Regions from separate parts of the Homo sapiens genome. Here all the other regions are linked to region 2. Evidence: chromatin contacts called from ENCODE Hi-C or POLR2A ChIA-PET data. All regions are on one chromosome and are shown on one strand. The core of a region is the stretch at or near the end of the contact, and the rest is flanking DNA. Distances in the headings are between cores, read along the strand shown.

The links. Hi-C counts contacts between places; a loop is a spot of excess contacts on that map. ChIA-PET counts read pairs that join two places held with the same protein, here RNA polymerase II (POLR2A). Pooled maps may share reads with other maps.
Region 1: a loop to region 2 is called in a map of CD4-positive, alpha-beta T cell, with 5 times the contacts of the local background. The contact joins the promoter of SLC25A28 here to the promoter of LCOR in region 2. A Hi-C loop is called at or near these places in 2 of 168 maps with a recorded cell type or tissue (CD4-positive, alpha-beta T cell and naive thymus-derived CD4-positive, alpha-beta T cell) and 8 of 50 pooled maps. POLR2A ChIA-PET finds 5 or more read pairs at or near these places in 1 of 52 experiments (PC-9).
Region 3: a loop to region 2 is called in a map of naive thymus-derived CD4-positive, alpha-beta T cell, with 6 times the contacts of the local background. The contact joins the promoter of GOT1 here to the promoter of LCOR in region 2. A Hi-C loop is called at or near these places in 1 of 168 maps with a recorded cell type or tissue (naive thymus-derived CD4-positive, alpha-beta T cell) and 6 of 50 pooled maps. POLR2A ChIA-PET finds 5 or more read pairs at or near these places in 1 of 52 experiments (PC-9).
Region 4: a map of CD8-positive, alpha-beta T cell shows a loop between it and region 2 (24-fold over the local background). The contact joins the promoter of CUTC here to the promoter of LCOR in region 2. A Hi-C loop is called at or near these places in 4 of 168 maps with a recorded cell type or tissue (CD4-positive, alpha-beta T cell, CD8-positive, alpha-beta T cell and naive thymus-derived CD4-positive, alpha-beta T cell) and 11 of 50 pooled maps.

What each region holds. Positions count from the first base shown.
Region 1 is chr10:99,619,094-99,624,226 of GRCh38, forward strand. It overlaps SLC25A28 (solute carrier family 25 member 28), which reads right to left and starts at 1,346. Exons shown (of 4, transcript NM_031212.4): 1 at 952-1,346. The coding sequence starts at 1,242. It overlaps SLC25A28-DT (SLC25A28 divergent transcript), which reads left to right and starts at 1,752. Exons shown (of 1, transcript NR_186534.1): 1 at 1,752-2,825. RefSeq lists enhancers at 572-1,154, 1,738-2,320, 2,321-2,902 and silencers at 1,037-1,196, 1,927-2,086.
Region 2 is chr10:96,829,001-96,833,869 of GRCh38, forward strand. It overlaps LCOR (ligand dependent nuclear receptor corepressor), which reads left to right and starts at 3,298. Exons shown (of 8, transcript NM_001346516.2): 1 at 3,298-3,399; 2 at 4,406-4,479. It overlaps LOC102723665 (a long non-coding RNA gene), which reads right to left and starts at 3,458. Exons shown (of 1, transcript NR_135921.1): 1 at 1,632-3,458. RefSeq lists a cis regulatory region at 1,646-1,845, silencers at 2,881-3,180, 3,201-3,250, 3,261-3,980, 4,021-4,080, 4,121-4,360 and enhancers at 3,107-3,821, 3,822-4,537, 4,538-4,869.
Region 3 is chr10:99,428,070-99,433,416 of GRCh38, forward strand. It overlaps GOT1 (glutamic-oxaloacetic transaminase 1), which reads right to left and starts at 2,555. Exons shown (of 9, transcript NM_002079.3): 1 at 2,379-2,555. The coding sequence starts at 2,496. It overlaps GOT1-DT (GOT1 divergent transcript), which reads left to right and starts at 2,867. Exons shown (of 5, transcript NR_183993.1): 1 at 2,867-3,196. RefSeq lists enhancers at 2,396-2,455, 2,476-2,525, 2,706-3,135.
Region 4 is chr10:99,729,410-99,734,477 of GRCh38, forward strand. CUTC (cutC copper transporter) reads left to right here and starts at 2,825. Exons shown (of 9, transcript NM_015960.3): 1 at 2,825-3,000. The coding sequence starts at 2,940. It overlaps COX15 (cytochrome c oxidase assembly factor COX15), which reads right to left and starts at 2,718. Exons shown (of 9, transcript NM_078470.6): 1 at 2,551-2,718; 2 at 144-325. The coding sequence starts at 2,640. RefSeq lists an enhancer at 2,420-2,639.

The sequences.
Region 1 (5,133 bases), core at 96-2,595, 2.8 Mb after region 2:
AATCTGTTTCTTTCTTCACCCAGCTTTCTTCAGAAGGACCTGACTTCAGTACACATAAATCATCCTGCTTGGTTGTGAATGCAATTAGTTTTACTTTCACAAGAATCGTGTCCTCTTGTTGATCTCTTTCCATTTTCTTCATACTTACATCTACTTTCTAATACCGTCACACTTCCTTTCTAGGCAACTTCTCCCTTTTTGCCAACTTCAGGTGGCCAAAGAAATATGCTATCAGTTTCATCTCTCTTGTTTGGAGGCTGATGTGCTCCCTGAACATACAGTCCTAATCCCAGCTCAATTTTCATGTTCAGGAAATAGGTGGGGTATCATGCTTGCTTCACAGAGAAACTGAAACCTATTCCTGAATACGATCTTTCCCACATTACTTCCAGTCTGGAATTCTGCATTCTCACTGCACAATGATTTCCAATCACTCATGTGTTAAGATTTAACATGTAAGTCCTTTATCTAGCTGAGAGATCCCAGATTCGGGTTCCTGCCCCGTCAGTAAGGGAAGATACAGCAAGGAGTTTGTAAAAGCACTAGCCCAGAAAACATCTCAAGCCGTTAGATCCATTTCAGGGTCTGGTTCACGCCAGTTGGCTTCACCTTAATCGAGTTAGTAGCACTTACCTGAGCTTCGGGATACCCCATCCCACCCTATTCCTGTTTAGTCCCAGGTGGGGTCCAGGGCTTTGGCTGACAGATTTTCGATCCTGAGTCCCGATTCAGATTTCACTGACGGTTAGAAATAGGTCCTGGTTCCTGACTGGGATCAACTCCCAGCTGGGACCTTGCTTGAATGGAGTGTCGGTTCGAATCATGTGGTAGTGGCAGGAGCCAGGAAGGAACCCATGTCGGCTCCGGCTCTCAGCCGGGATCCTGGCTCCGGACAAGACCCAGGGGTCGGGTCAGCCCCAGGTCGGGTTCGAAGCCGGGTGCAGGTCTCACCTTGACGCAGTCGATGGGGTACATCACGCAGTGCTCCAGGATCCCTGCCACGGCGCCTGCCACCATGTGCGTGGTGACAGTGGCTCCAGCCGGCAGCGCCTCGTAGTCCGGGCCGGAGTCCGGATCTTGTCGTACCGGGGGCCTGCAGGCCCCGGCCTCCCCGCCGCCGGCCCCCCGGCCCACGCCCCGCTGCAGCCACCCGTCCAGCAGCGCCGACTCCCCGGGGCTCCGCCCGGGCCCTGCCGCCGGCCCCCCCGCCACACCGCCAGCACCCCGCCCCTCCAACTCCATCCACCCGGGCCAGCTGCGGCGCCCACCCCCGCCGCCGCTGCCACCACTGCCGCCGCCGCCCCCCGGCCCCGTAGTGTCCGCCTCAGGCGCGGCCCAGAGAGCCCGGGGCCTCCGGCTCCCGCTTGGCCCCGCGGACACGCCCCCCAAGCAACCATTGGTGGAGACGCCAAGTTAGACCCACCCCTTTCCTTACGTACGAAAAATCAGCCGGTAGTATTAGCGAAGTCGCCTGTCATTCCTCCGCCCTGAGGCGTTGCTAGCGCCTACATCCCACCTTTTCCCCTTTGATCTTAGAAGCTTCTTGTTTATTGGTCACTGATTGGCCGACATGTGCGATCAACCCGCCTCTGACTTTTAGAAGGGCGGGAGAAACTTAAGGCTGAACTTTGATAGGCTCAACCACTCTTGATACTTTGACCGCGGCCATTGGCCCGCACCACGTCGGTCCCCGATTGGCTACAGAAAGAGCGACGCGCCCAGGGACTCTAGGGGCCGACTTCGGGCCCCTCACTAGCGCCTGCAGAGCTGCGGTCCCTGTGCGCGGGATCGCGTCGGGGGCGGGGCGGCGACAGGCCTTCAACGTCAAACTGCTGACGGGCGCCGTTACGACCCGCGCTCCCGTGCGCTCCTCAAATTCTGAGACGCGTGGCTGGAGAGCGGGCGGCCCTGGCCCCGGAGAGCCGTGTTCCCGCGGGATCTCGTCGCGGGCGTGAGGCGGGGCCGGCCTGGGCCGGTCATCCCTGGCTGGCGCGACCCGCAGCCTGTCCGGGAAGCCGTTGCGACATGCGGGCTGGGAACCGCCTCACCTCCAGGGGGGACCGCGGCGGCCCGCTAGACTCTGGTCGGGTCTGGAGTATTGGGCCCTCTGGCCGGACTCGGTGCTCCTCAGGCCCCAGCGCCCGGCACTGAGCCTCGCATCCACATTCGCAGAGTAAACCCAACAAGTGTTGAATGAATGAGGTTCCCCGGGCCCCGGCTGTCACTGGGCTCTGCGCCAGGCCAAGAGCCGAAGGCGGGGGAGGAAGATGTCGAAATGGGCGGGATGATTCACAGATGACGGCCGGTGGCGAGGCGGGGCTGGAGGCCGCATCCCAAAGGCAGCAGGGAAGTGCGGCGGCTGTGGGGAAGCTCGGACGCACGGCCTGGCCGAGTCTGAAGCATCAGTATTTTGTCCCTGAGCCGGCGCGCTGATGGGTCCCCCGCCTGGCGATGAGGGCTTCTCCCTCCCTCGGGTCAGCCCGGGTCCTGAGAGGCAAGGCCAGCGATTCCCGGCCTTAGGACCTCCTGCTCTAGGGAGCACGGGCGTCTTCTTCCATTTGCCTTCCCCGAGCGTGTTGGCACAAGCTGCCCGCGGTTTCCAGCTCTGTCTTCTCTGTTTTACCCAGATGATGCAACTGTGGACTTCTCCATCTGTTCATAGGTTTTCCTTGGATAGGAAAGATGTTTTCCTTTTTTCTTTCTAAAGTTTAGCTCTTCTCTGGGCTTCCTTTTTAAAAACTTTTTCTACTCTCTTCAGCAGTTGTTATTAACCTTTAGGTCGCGACCGTTTGGAAAATAATAAAACTACGAATTCTCTTCTCCTACTTCCACCTCCCATCCCCTGTGTGCACTCAAAATTTTGCATATCATTTCTGCGTTTCAGAGTCCCTGAAGGTGCCATGTGGACACCCTAGGGGTCCATTAACCTGGTTAACCTCTCCCTGGCCGGCGCAGTGGCTCATGCCTGTGACCCCAACACTGTGAAGGCCGAGGTGGGACGATTTATTGAGCTCAGGAGTTCGAGACCAGCCTGGACAACATGGCAAAACCCCGTCTCTACAAAATAATAAATACAAAAAAGTACAAAAATTCAAAAATTAGCTGGGTATGGTGGTGTGCACCTGTAGTCTCAGCTACTTGGGGGAGGATTGCTTGCGCCAGGGAGGTCGAAGCTGCAGTGAGCCGTGTTCATGCCACTACACTCCAGCCTGGGTGACAAAGCAAGACTTTGTCTCAAAAAAATTTTTTTAAAAGGAACTTCTCCCCCACAGCATGTTCAGTCTCTCCTTTTCTCTAGCATATTTAGCTTGAGAAATGAATAGGTCTCACAAAAACCCATTCAATCCTGCTAGAGTACTAATTCCCTTTACTGCCAGATTACTCCACTAATGACCTATCCACCTCTATGTCCTTTCTCTCCTTAAGCTCTTTACATTTTTCACTCTTTTATTCATTGGTCATAAATGACCTTTCCAAATCCATCGGTCTTTTTCCTATTCCCGTTTTTCTTAACAGAGATAACACTTGCCGCCACACCACATTGGCACTTTTTACTAGCTTCAGAAACCACTCTACCTTTTAGACATCTCAGTCGCTTACACTTCTCTAGCCATTGAAGTGGAACATCCCTAAACGTTTAATGCTTCTTGGTCATCTTTAATACCTTAGAGAACTTTGCCATTCCAAACCAGTTGTCCTCATTGGAACCCTATCTTTATTTCCCTTATTGCATACTTTTAACTGAAATTTCCATGGGAACATTCAGTAATGTTTATTGTGTACCAACTGTGTACTTGAAGCTGGGGATACAGGACAGACATAGTCCATGTTCTCATGGAGCTTTTTAATGATGAGGGTGGGGAGGTGGGACAGAGAAAAATACACACAAAAAATGTCAGCTCTGGATGCTATGCTGACCTTTGAAATAGGGTGGTATGATATAGTGTGACTGGGTGGCTACATTTGTATGGCCAAGGAAGGCCTTTCTGAGGAGACGACATGTATGGTGAGTTCTGAATGATAGGCAGGAGCCAGTCATGACAGACTTGGAGAAGGGCATGCCAGCAGAAGGAACAGTAGGTACGACAACCCTAAGGTGAGAACAAGGTTGGTGCATGAGGAACAGAAAGAAGGCCAGTGTGGCTGGAGCATGGTGAGTGAGTGGGGAGGGAATACAACACGAAGTTGGAAAGATAAACAAGGGGTGAATATCCACCTTGATTTCTGACTCAGCGTGTCCATTCCAAGCTCAGCCTTTCCACTCCCCACCCCAACCCATTCCTCCAAAATGTTCGTTTTCCATGAAAGTCTTCATTATTTGCCCAATAGATGAGACTCTAAAGCTGGAGTCTTCCTTGACTGCCCATTCAGAATCATCATCATTCTGAACTGTTTCTTCTGTTTATGCTCTCCTTTTCCTTCGTATTGATATACTTTCCCTGAATCTGATTACATCTGTATTGTCATAACCCCTTGAAAGGCCTGCCTGCCTCGAGGATCCCCTAGCTTCAGCAGTATTTTGATTCTCCTCCTTCCAGGTACACAGTAGGATGTTTTTTCCACCTCCTTGAAGATAGGCATGGCCCTGGGATTTGCTTTGGCCAGTGAAATACGAGGGAAGCACAAGAGTCACACATTTCCTCCTCTGCCACATGACTAGTGATTGTTCAAATGGTGGAGACTCTGTCAGCCTGGGGCCCTGGTGAGAATGACATGAAGCAGAGTTCCCTACTTGTTACCTGCTTGCTCCCAGACAGACTTCAGCATCAGTGAGAAATAAATCTTAGTTGTTTCAAGACACAGAGCTTTTAGGATTATTCCACACCATAGCATAAACTAGCCCAGTACTTCTGTGATGATAAATGATGTTACCTGAAGAATTTGTTAAAATGCAGACTGCAGTTCTGTAGGTCTGGTTGGGGCCTAAGATTCTTCCTTCCCTCTCTCCCTCCCTCCTCCCTCCCTTCCTTCCTTCTCTTTCTTCCTTCCTTTCTTCTCTTTCTTTCTTCCTTTCTCCTTCCTTCCTTTTTTCCTTCCTTCCTGTCTTCTCTTTTTCTTTCTTTCTTCCTTTCTCCTTCCTTCCTTTTTTTCTTCCTTCCTTCTTTCTTTGTTTCTTTCTTTCTTTTTCTTTCT
Region 2 (4,869 bases), core at 2,048-4,547:
CTTTAATCAGACACCAGGTAGTAGTTGATCTAATGCTGACAAGCCAAGTCCTACTCCCCTTCCCTGACATTCCTTTTCTGCCATTGTGAGAACTATAGAACATGGCTCAGAGGTTGTTTTCAAAGGCTGAGGTCATTGCTATCATTCCTTCATACTCTCACAGATTAACTCCAAACTGCAGAAGCATCTTGGTTTCCCATCATCCTGCAGACTGGGCAAACAGATAGGAGCTTAGGAAGGCCTAATCAGAGAACAGATGCTCATTTCATGCTAAGAATGTGCTAGCACTGTACGTGAATAGTTTCATTTCATTTTCACACAAACCCCATCTTGCAGACTATTATTATCCTCTTTTTCACATGAGGAAATTAATGACCAGAAAAGTTAATATGTCAAGGTCACACAGCCACTGAAAAATGGAGCCAGAATTCCAACCCAGCTGTCTTCAGACCCTATTAACTGCCATGTTATATTACCTGCCCCTCCCTAGAATGTAAGAGTTTACAGCTAAGGCCCTCTTTAACAGTAGCCCAAAGCAACAGAGGTCAGAAATTCTGTCTTATCTATCTATGTCCTCGGTGCCTGGGACACCGCCTGCCATGTGATAGGAACACAGAATGTCCAACTGCTTAACTGTGCTCGGAACATGTCATGTAGAGTTAAGTGAATCCTCCAGTTGCAGAGTCTATTTTCTACTTGTAAGACTATTTATTTATTTACTTATTATTTATTTATTTATCAAGATGGAGTCTCAGCTCTGTCGCCCAGGCTGGAGTGCAGTGGCACGATCTCGGCTCACTGCCACCTCCACTTCCTGGGTTCAACGGATTCTCCTGCCTCAGCCTCTTGAGTAGCTGGGATTACAGGTGCCCACCACCATGCCTAGCTAATTTTTGTATTTTTAGTGGAGACGGGGTTTCACCATGTTGGCCAGGCTGGTCTTGAACTCCTGACCTCAAGTGATCTGCCCACTTCAGCCTCCCAAAGTGCAGAGATTACAGGCGTGAGCCACCGCGCCAAGCCAACTTTCTACTTGTAAGACAATTTAGAGGGGTTTAGAGTCACAGAGATCTTAGTTAGAATTTGGTAGCTATGTGATCTTGACAAATGTATTTAACTCATCTGAGTCTTGTGTCCCTAACTTGGAAAATGTGGTAAATATATACTCATAGCATTATTATCTGGATGGAATGAAACAATGATAAACATATAATAGGTGCTCAATGAATATTAGCTGTTACTATTGCCTCCCTATCCTTTCTTCCAAATAGGTCTTTGTGATAGGTCAACCATGAGTTAGTTCCCAACTCAAAATAAGTGAAGCAGAAATTGGAACTCAGAGTAGAGTAGTAAAACTAGCATTAAATTGGAAATTGGGAAACTTGTCTCCTGGCTTTTGTTGCCCTTTCTCTACCCAGCAACTATGTAATCTTGGTCAAATCACCTTACTTGTCTGGGCTTCCAATTTCATATCTTAAGTTACAAAATTGATCTCTGAAGCCTCTAGGATTCTCTGAATCCATATGTCTGGGACTAAGAGATTATGTCGAGGAATTATTACCCTTGGTTTGATTGTTTTTTAAACAAATTAACTTGGGGTGGTTGGAAAACACATTGATTATTTACTCATCTTAGAGTTACACGTTGTTCATTTATTTGAAACTGAAACGTATTTCCTCCAAACACCGTAGAAACTTAAAGGCCGCAAAAGACTCACACCCACCACCTAGCGGCGAAAAAAGGAAGTTTCAGGTGATACAAGATGTCCTGCCATCACACCTGAAGGATGGTTGTCCACAGCCATTTTTTAAAATCTCGTATTAGTCCTCTTCCTTCAACACTCAGGACAGTATTATGTACCCAGAAACTCAATACTTCCTGGCGTCTTCATTTGACAATACTCTTAAGCCAATGAAATCCTGTGGGACGTTTGCGAATTTTATAAAGATCAATGTTTTAAGATTGGCGGGGTGGGCTGGGAGTGGTGGGGGGGAAGGTGCCTTCCTACCCTTGCATTTGCATCTCAAGCCACCCGTACCCGAGGCCCACCCAGTCCATCTGTTCATTGGTAGATACACCATTCCGCCATTCCGCCAGTGGCTGGTGCAGAGAACCAGGACCACCACCTTTGAAAAGACCTAAATCAATACTCCAATGGGATCCTGATGTCAAGTATTTAACGACTTTGCTTTACCTACTACAGTAATTAAAATTAAGTCTTCAAACTTAAATTTAAATTTCTAAAAGCAGGAATGCACTGTCCTTAATCTTAAACACCAAAGGTGGGAGAAAGAGGCCAGAATCCTAGGGTACTAGGCCTACTGGTATAGGGCGATCTCTTCTGCTTTTTTCTTTCCACCCCATTTCTTTTCCCTTTCTCCTTTCGTTTCCCATCTTCTCTCTTCTCGTTCTCTTCGAAGTAACAGTGACAAAATTAAGGTGATTCAATTATTCCAAGAGGCTTGCTCATATAAAATATTTCTCTTCAAGCCCTTTCCTGAAATCCCAAATTAAAGCATTTCCAATAGTCTCTGCTTTAAGTATTCCTAGTTAAGTCTACTTTTGGAAATATTAAATATTCTCACTTTGGCACAATATTCCAAAATTCCTTGAGAAGTTCGCCTACGATCAGTCTTGCTAGTAGAAACCTTTTTTTTTTTTTATTTAAAACGCTCGATTTCCACTTTTTACTAGGTTTCCCAATGTTGGCGATGTCTCCCAATGACTTAATAACGTGTATCCACTTCACCTTTGAAAATCTTAGAGGTCAGTGCATCCACCGGCATCCGGGAATTTATTCTTATTTCTGCTTCTTAAACAGGCTCTGGGGAGGAGCAGTTTCGACGGAGAAGTTCATAGCAGCAGTTATTACGGAACTTGCAACAGTTGGTGCCGGGCGATAGGCAGGTTGGAAGTGATAAATGGGGCTGGCGTAAAAAACAAAAAGCCCCGGGGAGGGCGGGGGCAGCCGTGGCCTTGGGGGACAGTGCGAAGGCGGCGCGGGGCCAGCGGGACTGACTTCCGGCTGTGGGAAGGCGCCGTCCCGGGCGGCCAGAGGCGGCGGCAGCCGCGTAGAAGGACGGCGGGATCGCAGCCCGGCGGGCGGCGCGCGGGGCGGGTGAGCGGGCCCAGGCCGCCCCCGGGCCACGCCGGGGCCACGGTGAGGTGAGGCCGGCCCTGCCCCCGCACCGCCCCCGGCAGGAGGCGCGACGCCCGGGCCGCGGGTGCGTGCGCGGCCCCGGGCGACGCGGCTGGGCGTGCGCGGGGCCGCGGCGGAGGCTGGGCCGGGCGGGCGGCAGAAGATGGCGAGGGTGTGTAGGCGGCAGCAATGCTCCGTTGAGAGACGCGGCTTTCGGCAAGAACTGGATTCGTGGCGCCACAAGCTCATTCACTGTGTAGGTGAGACCCTCCGCCGACCGCCGCCGCCCCTCCGGCCGCCCCGCCGCCGGTCGCCCCAGACCAGGGAGGAAGCTGGGGAAGTGGCAATTGCTGCTCCGGCCCGCCCGCCCTCTTTGGCTCGAGCGTCCCCCCTTCCCCCACCCCCCGGAGTGTGAGCGCGCGCGACCTCCAGGCGGGCTCCCCTGCTCGGCCGAGCGCGCGCCGGCCCCTCCCCTCCGCGCGCCTCCCCGGGGCTGGCTCTCGGCGGGAGCGCGGGTTCCTCCCCCTCCCGCTCTCCATCCCCGCCTGCTCGCTCCCCTCCCTCCCCGCTCCCGCCCCTGCTCCCGCTCCAGGCCCGGCGCCCCGGCGCCGCCGCCGGCTTATTGTGGCGACTCGCCTCGCGGCGCTGCCGCTGTACTGGGGGAGGCGCGAGGGGCGCGGGCGTGCTCGGCCCCCACCCGCGCTGTGGCCGCCGCCGTCCTCCTCCTGCGCCACCCCTCCCCCACGCGCGGGGCGCGCCCCCGGGTCTGCGTGCACGCGCGGCGGGCTGCAGGCGGGCGCCCGGCGCTCGGGCGTGTGCGAAGCGTGAGGTGGAGATGGGGGCGGAGGGAGCTGGAGCTGTCACAGTCCCCGGGTGCGCCTGACCGAGCCAAGTGGGGTGTCATGGCCGCGGGGGGCAGCGGCTGCACTTCCTCAGCGGGCGGCGGTGGCCGGGGAGTTAATCCTCGACGCACGGGTCGGTGTGTGCGTATTTGTGTTCGGTGTCGTGCTGCGGGAGGAGGGGGTGGGACCGGGTCCGACCGAGGAGCCCCGGCGGGGGTCGCTCTCGTCCCCTCCCGGGGATTGGCCGGAGCCGCAGCCTCGCCCGAATGCCCCGTCCGCCCCCCGCCTCCCGGACCTTGGGCCGCCCTCGGGTGGCTTTTTCCCTGCGGGCCGGAGGGAGCGCGGACGGGGGCGCCCCGGGAGGGGCCGGGCGGCCGAGCTGCGCCTCTCACACTGTGTGTTTTGTCTGTTTTTCTCTCCCAAGGTCCCGTTTCCCTCTGTGCGGCGGCCGGCGGGACCATAAGGGCTTAACTCATATATTTAACCCCCCTCCAAAAAGTAAGTGGCCCGTGTGGTGTCTCCGCTCCGCCCGCCGCCCCCTAGCCCCAGTCCATCCTTGTGTCTGACTCTCCTGTCCTCCAGCATTGTTACTTCCCCGTCTTTGCTTCGGTGCTGCTGGTGTGTGGGGAGATGCCCTCTCGTCGTCCGCTGTCCCCCACGCCCAGTCCTCGGGGAGGCCCAGAATTCCAGCCCCTTCTCCCCCAGGGGAATATTCTTGGGAACCAGGTCTTTCCCGGCAGAATCTAGGAGAGTCTATCCGTTCGCTTGGGCCCCTCATTCCCTCCTTCCCGACAGGGTTTCGTTGGAAGGAATTATGCAAATCCTGCTTTCTGGTGTCCATTCAGCGGCAATTTCATGCGGTGAGAAGTTCTCTTTGTTGTGCGAGGG
Region 3 (5,347 bases), core at 1,305-3,804, 2.6 Mb after region 2:
CGGGGTGCTTTTTCTCTGCAGGAGCAGTTTATTTCTGAACCAAGGTCATAAATTAGTTCATTTTGCAGTTCTTGAACTGAAAATTTTTATTCAATATCTTTTATGAGAATCACTCAAAGAAATGCCAAAACAACAATAACAGTAATACCTAACACTTATATAAATCCTACTTATGTGCCAAATACAGCTATAAACACTTTAAATGTACTTAATCCTCACAGAAACCCTGTAAGATAGTTCAAAGGTAAATTGAATTAATAAAATAAATCTGACGTGGTTTTTTGTTTTTTTTTTTCTTTCTTTCTTGAGACGGAGTCTCACTCTGTTACCCAGGCTGGAGTACAATGGCGTGATCTTGGCTCACTGCAACCGCCACCTCCCAGGTTCAAGCGATTCTCCTGCTTCAGCCTCCCAAGTAGCTGTGACTACCAGTGTGCACCACCACGTCTGGCTAATTTTTGTATTTTTAGTAAAGATGGGGTTTCACCATGTTAGCCAGGCTGGTCTCGAACTCCTGACCTCAGGTGATCCACCTGCCTTGGCCTCCCAAAGTGCTGGGATTACAGGCGTGAGCCACCGTGGCAGGCAAAATCTGACGTTTTAAAAAGATGTATTTAGATTGACAGTAATACTAGTTCTTTGTATACATCCCGCTGCAAAGAAACGCTTGGAGGTTTTGGACTGGTTTTAAATTAAGAGACCAAATGGTGTCCATTCAAATTCAATTTGAGGCAATCTTTCAACATTTCTCCCACTCAGTTGCCTGCTAAAAACATCATTTTCCCTCAATGGGCCAAACTATGTAGTACTGACTTATCTTAAAAGCTTTATGATGAAAAATTTCAAACCTATACAAAAGCTGAGAGAATAATATAACGTATGCCCATGTACCCATCATCCAGCTTCAACAAATTACCCGCTTCAACAAACCATCACTTTTCAATGGATTTTTCCTTACCCCTCCCCATACTCCTTAGTGAAGACTTTTTTTTTTTTTTGAGAAAGAGTCTCGCTCTGTCGCCCAGCCTGGAGTGCAATGGCACGATCTCGGCTCACTGCAACCTCCGTCTCCCGGGTTTAAGCAATTCTTCTGCCTCAGCCTCCCGAGTACCTGGGACTATAGGCGGCCAACACCACGCCCGGATACTTTTTTGTATTTTTAGTAGAGATGGGGTTTCACCGTGTTAGCCACGATGGTCTCATCTCCTGACCTCGTGATCCGCCCGTCTCAGCCTCCCAAAGTGCTGGGATTACAGGCCTGAGCCACCGCGCCCGGCCGACTTTTTTTTTTTTTTTTTAACAAATGCTATGCACAGACAAAACGTTATCTATGAGAAACCTGATTCTGAGCGTCCTTCATGTCACACTCTGCTACAAAATGATTCCACCTTCTCTTTCCACAATTTCTAGTCCTTTTATTCTAAGTCTATTACCTAGCATAAGACTTTATCCTACCCATTTTCATCTCTCTGGCTGGTCTTTGCACGTGGCAAAATCCAAATGGAGAAAATAAGTGTCTGTGGGGCTTCAAACATCCAAATGATAGTGAGAAGAATAACAAATTCATCAGAGAGGGTTAGGGGTAAAAAATTTGAGAGGCACTCCAATATAAATCTTCTTGGCAGATGGGGAAACTGAGGCCCATGCTCTGAGCTGTCCAAGGTACAGAAGAGAATCACTTGAATCAAGAAATGAAGATAGGATGTGTGGAAAGTAAGCTTCTACCATCCATACTTCTCTCCACTCCTTTCCACCATCTCTACCCATTCCTACCACATCTGTGACGGCCAGAACCATCTCCCCAGACCCCCCGGGGGCAGCATTAACCTGTCTCAAAGCATTGTGTAACACCAGCAGATTTTTAAATCCTTAAGGGCAAAATCAAGCCTCAGTCTCCCCCTACAAAGCTTAATAAGGTGGCTGATTGATACTCGGTGGTCACTCAAATATTTACCGACTCAGAACAGAGCTTTCTAGCGTTAAAAGTTCTCCTTTACCCATTTCCTAGCAACCAGAACCCTAAGCCTATCAGGCTTCCTATTTTTCTACCTCTCTCTACAAGCTCCGGCAGCCTCATTTCTTAGGAGGATGCAGTATAAAGAAGGCAGAATGGGGAATCGGAAAGACTGAGTTTGTGTCTTGGCTGCTACACCTGGTTTGTGCGGCCTCGGACACATCGCCCCTTTCCAGGGACTCCACACCTGCATCTGTAAAATGGGCAGGTTTTAGGAAGCCTTCGTGGATCCAGCCTCCTCTCCGGCGCCGCCCTCTTCAGGCAGCGCCACACTGGGCCTCGGCTTCTCCCACAGTCTCCACGACCTGGGTTGGGTCCGCTCCACTCCCCGAGCTGCTCACACTCCAGAGCACTACATCCTTACCTCCCACTCCCAGGTTGACCTTGCGGGGGTCCGGATCCTCCCTGAAGTCGGCAGTGAGCTTGAAGACCAGGACAGGCTGGGCCTGCGGAACCTCGGCAAAGACTGACGGAGGTGCCATATCGAGAGACTAGGAATCAAGAGATTTCACCCCACGCCCGGAGCTGGCAGGTCAGGTCTGGCCGTTGCGACTGGAGGAGACACTCACCTTCACCTAGCCGGCGGGGGCGGGCCCGCGGCCTCCAATGGTCGAGCCGCGTCCAAAGCTTGGCAACGCGATTAACCAATCGCCAGCTTCTGACGACGAAGGCACAGGGGAGAAGGAACGCTATTAGCCAATCCAAGAAAACAATTTATCGGCTGCCGAGAATGATGCAACCAATGCAATTTCCTCCGGCTGAGGCGTGGGCGAAGACTACGGTTGATTGGTAGAGCGTGCTCCTATCGCAGAGGCTGTTATTCCTTGGGTCTCCCGGCTGAGGGGAGGAGCCGAGCGAGCGGCGGGTGTCCCTGAGAGGCCACCTTTCGACCTTCGAGGGCCAGGAGGATACGGGGAGGTGGCCGGAGGGAGTTCCCGAACACAGGTCTTCCTGTTCCCGCCGAGCAGGTGTTGGCGGTGCCAGGCCCGGCCTGGCGGGCCCGGGCTGGCAGCCAAATACCCAGCGTCTGTGCTCGGGACGGGAGTGTTCGTCCAGGACGTGCAGCTCCGGAGCCTGCGCGGGCGACCTTGACCACCTTTGTCGGCTGTTTCCCCCTGAGGGAAGTATACCTGTCCTGCCAGCCTTGGTCTCTGGCAGGGAAGGTCCTTCCAACAGAGAGGGGTGCGCACGAATTCCTTTTTGCCGCTCTTCTATTAATAGTTTGAGATTTTCCTCCCCGATTCCTTGCAGAGAGGGCCTGGTCCTCAAGGACCTCGGGATCTGGGCGCGACGTCCCTTCCCAGCTTCCTCCCGCGCGCACCGGACCAGATCTTGCTGTCGTCAGCTGGCTGGTACCCAAAGTTCCTCTTCGTCAGGCTGTTCCTTCCCCGTTAGAGTCCTTCCTCCCCAGGAGCCCTCTCCATCTGCTGACCTTCAAGACCCAGAGCGAATGCCACTTCATCCATGAAGCCTTCCCTTAACCCTTATCTGGCCAAAATGTCTCTTTCCTGTGCTTCTGTACTTTCACAATTTTAGAAAATGCCTTTGTGGTTAAAAACCTATCTCCGGGACCGGACTATCTAGGTTTAGATTCTGGCTGCCGCTTACGAATTTGGGCAGGTTTAGTCAAGTTATTTTAACCTCTCTGTGGAAGTTCCTGCTCTGTGGAAATAATAGTATTTTCCTCAGAGTTGGTGTGGGGAGTTTGTGAGTTAATACATTTACGAAGTGGTTAGTTGCATGTAAGAAGGACTCTCTAAATGTCAGCTATTATTAACATTGCATATCTGCCACACCCTTCATAGATGGTAAACTGCTTTTTTTTTTTTTTTTACTTTTATTTTAGGTTCGGGATACATGCACAGGTTTGTTTTATAGATAAATTGCTTGTCATGTGGGTTTGTTGTACAAATTATTTTGTCACCCAGATAGTAAGCATAGTACTTGACAGGTATTTTTTCTGATCCTCTCCCTCCTCCCACCCTCTAGCCTCAAGTAGGTCCCAGTGTCTGTTGTTCTCTTCTTTGTGTCCATGTGTTCTCAATGTTTAGCTCCCACTTACAAGTCAGAACATGCAGTATTTGGTTTTCTCTTCCGCATTAGTTCACTTAGGATAAAGGCCTCCAGCTCCATCCATGTTGCTACAAAGGACATGATCTCTTTCTTTTTTATGGCTGCATAGTAGTCCATGGTGTATATGTACCGTATTTTCTTCAGTCTACTGGTGATGGGCATTTAGGTTGATGCCATGTCTTTACGATTGTGAATAGTGCTGCAGTGAACATACATGTACATATATCTTTATGGTAGAATGATTTATATTCTTTTGGGTATAGACCCAATACTGGGATTGTTGGGTCGAATGGTAATTCTGTTTTAAGTTCTTTGAGAAATCGCCACACTGCTTTCCGCGGTTACTGAACTAATTTACATTCCCACCAGCATTGTATAAGCATTCCCTTTTCTCCACAACCTCACCAGAAACCAGCATCTGTTATTTCTTGACTTTTATTAATAGCCATTCTGACTGGTGTGAGATGATATCTCATTGTAGTTTTGATTTGGGTTTCTCTAGTGATTAGTGATGTTGAGTATTTTATATGCTTGTTGGCCATGTAGCTTCTTTTGGCTAGGGACCTGTGAGTCTCCCTAGGTTTCTTGCACTTACTAAGCCTTCAACAAATGGTAGAAGAGTCAATTCTCTTGGTGTTTCAGAAGAAAACAATATCACAGCCCCTCTCCACTGGATAATACTATAAATCTTAAAATGAATTTTCATTCAGAGTAATAAACACAAGCCAAAGAACTTTGTATAACATCCGTCAACTTTTTGTGTTATCTATTTCTTTTCCAAAACATTGCCTCTGGTTTTAAAGGTAACTGCCCACAGTGTTTCACTAATAACATTTTAAGCATTACAAGTTCAACACTGAAGGTCAAATGACAACGAACTTTCAGTGCTTCCAAAAGCAGGGGCAGAGGGCAACTGCTGAGGGGGGCATTGTATAGCCTAACCTTCCCAGAATTTGATTTAAAAGTATGATCTTCACAGCGTTGGCCAGCAATATCATGGTCACTCCCTACGTCATTCCCTGGGAGAAAAACAACCCTAGGTTACCTAAACAATGTTGGCGAAGACCAAATATTTATTAACATCCTAAGCCGCCCCATAATCAAGCCAATGCTGATAGGGACAAAGAAGGTGCCATGTGCAGTTTTTCTCCATGTCCCCACAATATCTGCTCTGAATTTTAAAAGGCAATTACTGGGGGAGAAGGAAGCCTATATATTATGTAGGATCCAAGTCTCAAACTGCTTTCCTAGGGAGTGTGA
Region 4 (5,068 bases), core at 1,575-4,074, 2.9 Mb after region 2:
AGATCACACCACTGCACTCCAGCCTGGCCAACAGAGCAAGACTCTGTCTCAAAAAAAAAAAAAAAAAAAATCCTTTCTCCTCAGTCAACCTGTGCTTCTACTGATGATCCAAATACCTGACTCACTACGAGCAAATTACTTACCTAGTTACTCCACCAAGAATAACTGCTCCAGCCACTGTTCCACTGCAGACCAGGAGCCATCGGCCCACCACCCGCTCAGCAGCCTTTGAGGGAAGGGACACTGTACCCCTTCCAGATTGCAAAGCTACTTCAGAGATGGTGCTGTATTGCCCTGGCCTCAAAGGGCGCCTGATGCAATCACACTAAAGATCAAGATAGACAAATTACAACTGGAGAAACAGGGAATGGCTGCTACCCACACTCAACCCCATTCTGATTAGCGCGAAGTACCATAGCATCCCCACAGCCATGTCTTGTTAAGTCATCATCTCTTATCTGGATTACTGCATCAGCCTTCCAACTGGTTTTCCAATTGGTTTTCAAATCTAGCCTCACTCAAACCTATCCCCAACTACATGAATCTTCTCATCTCTGAATACTTCCCTCAGACTTCACTCTACTTACAGATATGGAATATTTTCTTTCACCTCTAGGTCTTTCAACATTTCTCTCTGGCTTGTACACTTCCTTTCCCCTGATTAATAATACCTACTGCAGATCTCCGCTTACATGTCACCTCCTCTGGGATGTATTCCCAGGCTCTTCAAGGTCTGCAATAGGTCACTCCCACAGCACACTGGAAAGCCCTTAATACACTGTAATGTACAGTCAAGCATCACTTAACAACAGGGGCACATGTTCTGTGAAATGCATTCTTAAGCAATTTCATCATTGTGTGAACCTCATAGAATGTACTTACACAAATCTAAAGGCTGGGTGTAGTGATTCACACCTGTAATCCCAGCACTTTGGGAGGCAGAGGCAGGGAGATCACTTGGGTCAGGAATTCAAGACCAGCCTGGCCAAAATGGTGAAACCCCATCTTTACCAAAAATACAAAAATTAGCTGGGCATGGTGGTGTATGCTTGTAATCCCAGCTATTTGAGAGGCTGAGGTGGCAGGATCACTTGAACCTGGGAGGCAGAGGTTGCAGTGAGCCAAGGTCTCACCACTGCACTCCAGCCTAGGCGATGAAGTGAGACTCCATCTCTCAAAAAAAAAAGTACTTACAGAAATCTAGATGGTATCGCCTACTACACCCCTGAGCTATATGGTATGACTTATTGCTCTTAGGCTATAAATCTGTATGGCATATTATGTACCGAATACTGTAACACAATGGTATTTGTTTATCTAAACATAGAAAAATTACAGTAAAAATATGGTATAAAAGATTTAAAAATGGGGCCAGGTGCAACGGCTCAAGCCTATAATCCCAAGGCTTTGGGAGGCCAAGGTGAGAGGATCACTTGAGGCCAGTAGTTCGAGACCAGCCTGGGCAATGTAGCGAGACCCCCTATCTCTATTTTTTCAAAAATTAGGCACAGTGGCACACACTTGTAGTCTTAGCTACTTAAGTGACTGAGGTAAGAGGATGCTTGAGGCCAGGATTTCCAAGCTGGAGGCTGCAGTGAGTTATAATCATGCCACAGCACTCCAGCCTGGGTGACAAAGTAAAACGCTGTCTCTAAAAAAGAAATTTAGAGAAAAAGATTTTTTTTTAAAAAAAAGGTACACTTGGAAAGGCAGCTCCATTATAATCTTATGGGACCATGACTGTATCTGTGGCCTGTTGTTGACCAAAATGTTGTTATGCAGCACATCACTCTACCTTCAGGTTCATCTGTTTGTATCTCCCACTAAACTATGAGCTTTGGGGTGGCAGTGTCCGGTCAGTCTTGCTCTCTCCCTTCTGCTAGCTTTGTTTCTAACACTGTTCCTTTATATAATGAGACCATGATAAGGATTTCGCAAATGAATAAACTGACTTCCTCCAGGGCAGGAGTCTTGTAATATTTATCTTTCTTTTTCCAGTTCCTAATATATAATAACCACTCAATAATTACTAGTTAAGCAAATGCATGCCCTCTTCTTACTATATCCCTGTGAGTCCAAAGATCCATGCTCGGTTTCCTATTTCTGATTAACTGAGTCACCTTTAGAAAAGTAACTTTAAGCCTCAATTTCCTTCTCTGTAGGATGCAGTAATACTTCCTCATCTGACTACTTGGAACTTTTTAAGCAAAAATAAACTATATGGGTAAAAATTACTCAGCTTTTACCATGTGCTAAAGGCCTGATGTATATTAAAGAATGTAATCCTCATAACAAACCTTAAAGTAGGTATTGTTATCCCCATTTTACAGATAAGGAAACTGAAGAACAGAAAGTTTAATTAACTTGGCCAATACCACACAGCAGGTCAATGTTCCAGATCTGAACCTAGGGGCTCTGATCTGAACCTATGCGTTGTGAGTGCACTGTAAGGAGCTCCGGAAACGTGATGTGGGGCTCTACATTATCTTTATCCCGGCCCTTTCACTCCATCCCCGCTCCCGCGACTCGGAGTCCGCTGCAGTGCGGTACCTGTGCTCTAGGCGCTGCCCTAGGAGCCAGGAGCGGCAGATACTGCCTCCCCTTCAAGGCCCTCAACGGCGGAAAGAGCAATCGCTGCATACTGATGACAGGGAACAGCCACCTCTTCCACAACCCAGGGCTCTGTGGTCTCCCTCCTCCGCCAAGGAAAAGAGAAGCACTTCCGGGTCGGGCAGCGGGAGCCCCGCCTTCTCTGGGGACCGGAGCGAACAGAAGTGCGCCTGCGTTGCGACTCCGCTTTCGCGGGGGCTGCTGGGGCGTAGGTGTCGGGGACGCGCGCACGGGCGCGCGCAGCTGTTGACGCGCTTCTTAGCTGGTGCGCGCCGGAGCCCAAATTCCAAGTGGAAACTGCAGGCGCACGAGGGAGGAACGCGTGGAGCATGAAAAGGCAGGGGGCCTCCTCTGAGCGAAAACGAGCGCGGATACCGTCCGGGAAGGCCGGTGCGGAAGGTGGCGGGGGAGGGGACGGTCGGCCGAAGGCTCCCCGGGGCGGGCCGGCGGGAGTCGTAGTCAGTGGTGATTTCTTCTGGAGTCGTTTCCTCAGCTCCTTCCAGCCCCTTGGGCGGCACCTTCTATCTTTGAGGCGTTAAAGGTGTGGAAACGGAGGGCGTGACGAGGGGCAGGTAGCGAGAATGGCTCAGCTGTGGAGCCAAGGTTCGAGTCCCGGGGTCCCCTCATAACGGCCCTGCGACCTTGTGCAAGTTGGTTAACTTCAGCTTCACGTTTTTTCCGTCGCCACACGAGGATGCCAGTACCGCCCGCACCAGCAGCCAGTACTCCGCTGGGATAGTTAATTGTCGAGCGCGGAGCCCAGTTCCTAACCTGCAGTTACCTGTAGCTGCCACGGCGGGGACGGGGCTTGGTCCCCAAAGTCACGCAGCTACCAAGTGGCCGAGCTTGTGGCTGCTCCAAGACCCGAGTTCTTCCTGAGTGCCAGGGTAGCATGGCATGGCAGGTGCCAGAGAATTTGGCAAGTCCCTCTTCCTCCGTGAAGAGGAACCTTCCTAAAAGTTATCAAGAATCCTCAAAGATTTTTTCTTTATGTGGATTACATCTATCTATTTTGACTGTATTAGAAATTAAAACAAATTTTTTTTTGGGAGGCCGAGGGGGACAGATCATCTGAGCTCAGGAGTTCGAGACCAGCCTGGCCAGCATGGTGAAACCCCGTCTCTACTAAAAATACAAAAATTAGCTGGGCATGGTGGCAGGCGCCTGTAATACCAGTTACTCGGGAGGCTGAGGCAGGAGAATCACTTGAACCCGGGAGGCGGAGGTTGCAGTAAGCCGAGATCGCGCCACTGCACTCCACCCTGGGCGACAGAGCGAGACTCCGTCTCAAAAAAATAAAAATAAAATTAAAACAAAATTTTAAAATATTGATTAGAAAATAACCATAGTAAACCCATTACATATTGACATAATATTTTTTTGAAAAAGAAATATTCCTAAACAACAACAACAAAAAAAGCAAAAGAGTGGAAATATATTTTTGCAAGTTTCTTCAGTATATCTTAATGGAAGACAGCTGGATTCTCATGCCCGCTGCTTCATTCAGTCTAACATGTCAAGTAGCCTCTTGAAAACGCCTCTTCACGGAGGTTGCAGTAAGCCGAGATCGCGCCAATGCACTCCATCTTGGGTGACAGAGTGAGACTCTGCCTCAAAAAAGAAAACGCCTCTCACTTGTGAGAGAATTAAAGTGAAAAAGTCAAATAAAGTGTTAGAATTATTAAGAAAACGGTTGTAGCCCTGCAGACTCTGAAAAGTCTCAGAGGCTCCCAAAGCTCTCTGGACTACTACACTTTGAGAACTGCTGCTGCTTCTCCTTTGATCCTATAACTTTGTTGCTTGGGACAACTGCCTTGCTCTGCCTTCTGTCATAGCCTTTTTTATACATCTCTCCATCTTCTCCTGCCTAGGGTCCTTTCTTGTGTGAGGCAAATAGTCCCCCGGCAGCATCAGCATCGGCCAGTGCCACTGATCTGACAGCTGGTCTGGTAGCTACCAGGAAACTCATGGAGTTAATAATGCAGAGCTGTTGGTTAAGAGCATAGATTGACACTTAACCCTTTCACAGTTTGGGACTGATAGTATTTTTTTTTTTTTTTTTTTTTTGAGACGGAGTCTGGCTCTTGTCGCCCAGGCTGGAGTGCAGTGGCCTGATCTCAGCTCACTGCAACCTCCACCTCCCAGGTTCAAGCAATTCTCCTGCCTCAGCCTCCTGAATAGCTGGGATTACAGGCGCCCGCCACCACGCCCGGCTAATTTATATACTTTTAGTAGAGATGGGGTTTCGCCATGTTGGCCAGGCTGGTCTCAAAATCCTGACCTCAGATCCGCCCACCTTGGCCTCCCAAAGTACTGGGATTACAGGCGTGAGCCACCGCGCCGGACAGGGACTGATAGTCTTAAATAAGTAAGGCAATTGCAGTTTGATGTTAGCAGATGATAGGTTTTTGTTTTATTTGTTTTTCAAAGTAAAAATTGCTTTTTTAAATTATAAAAG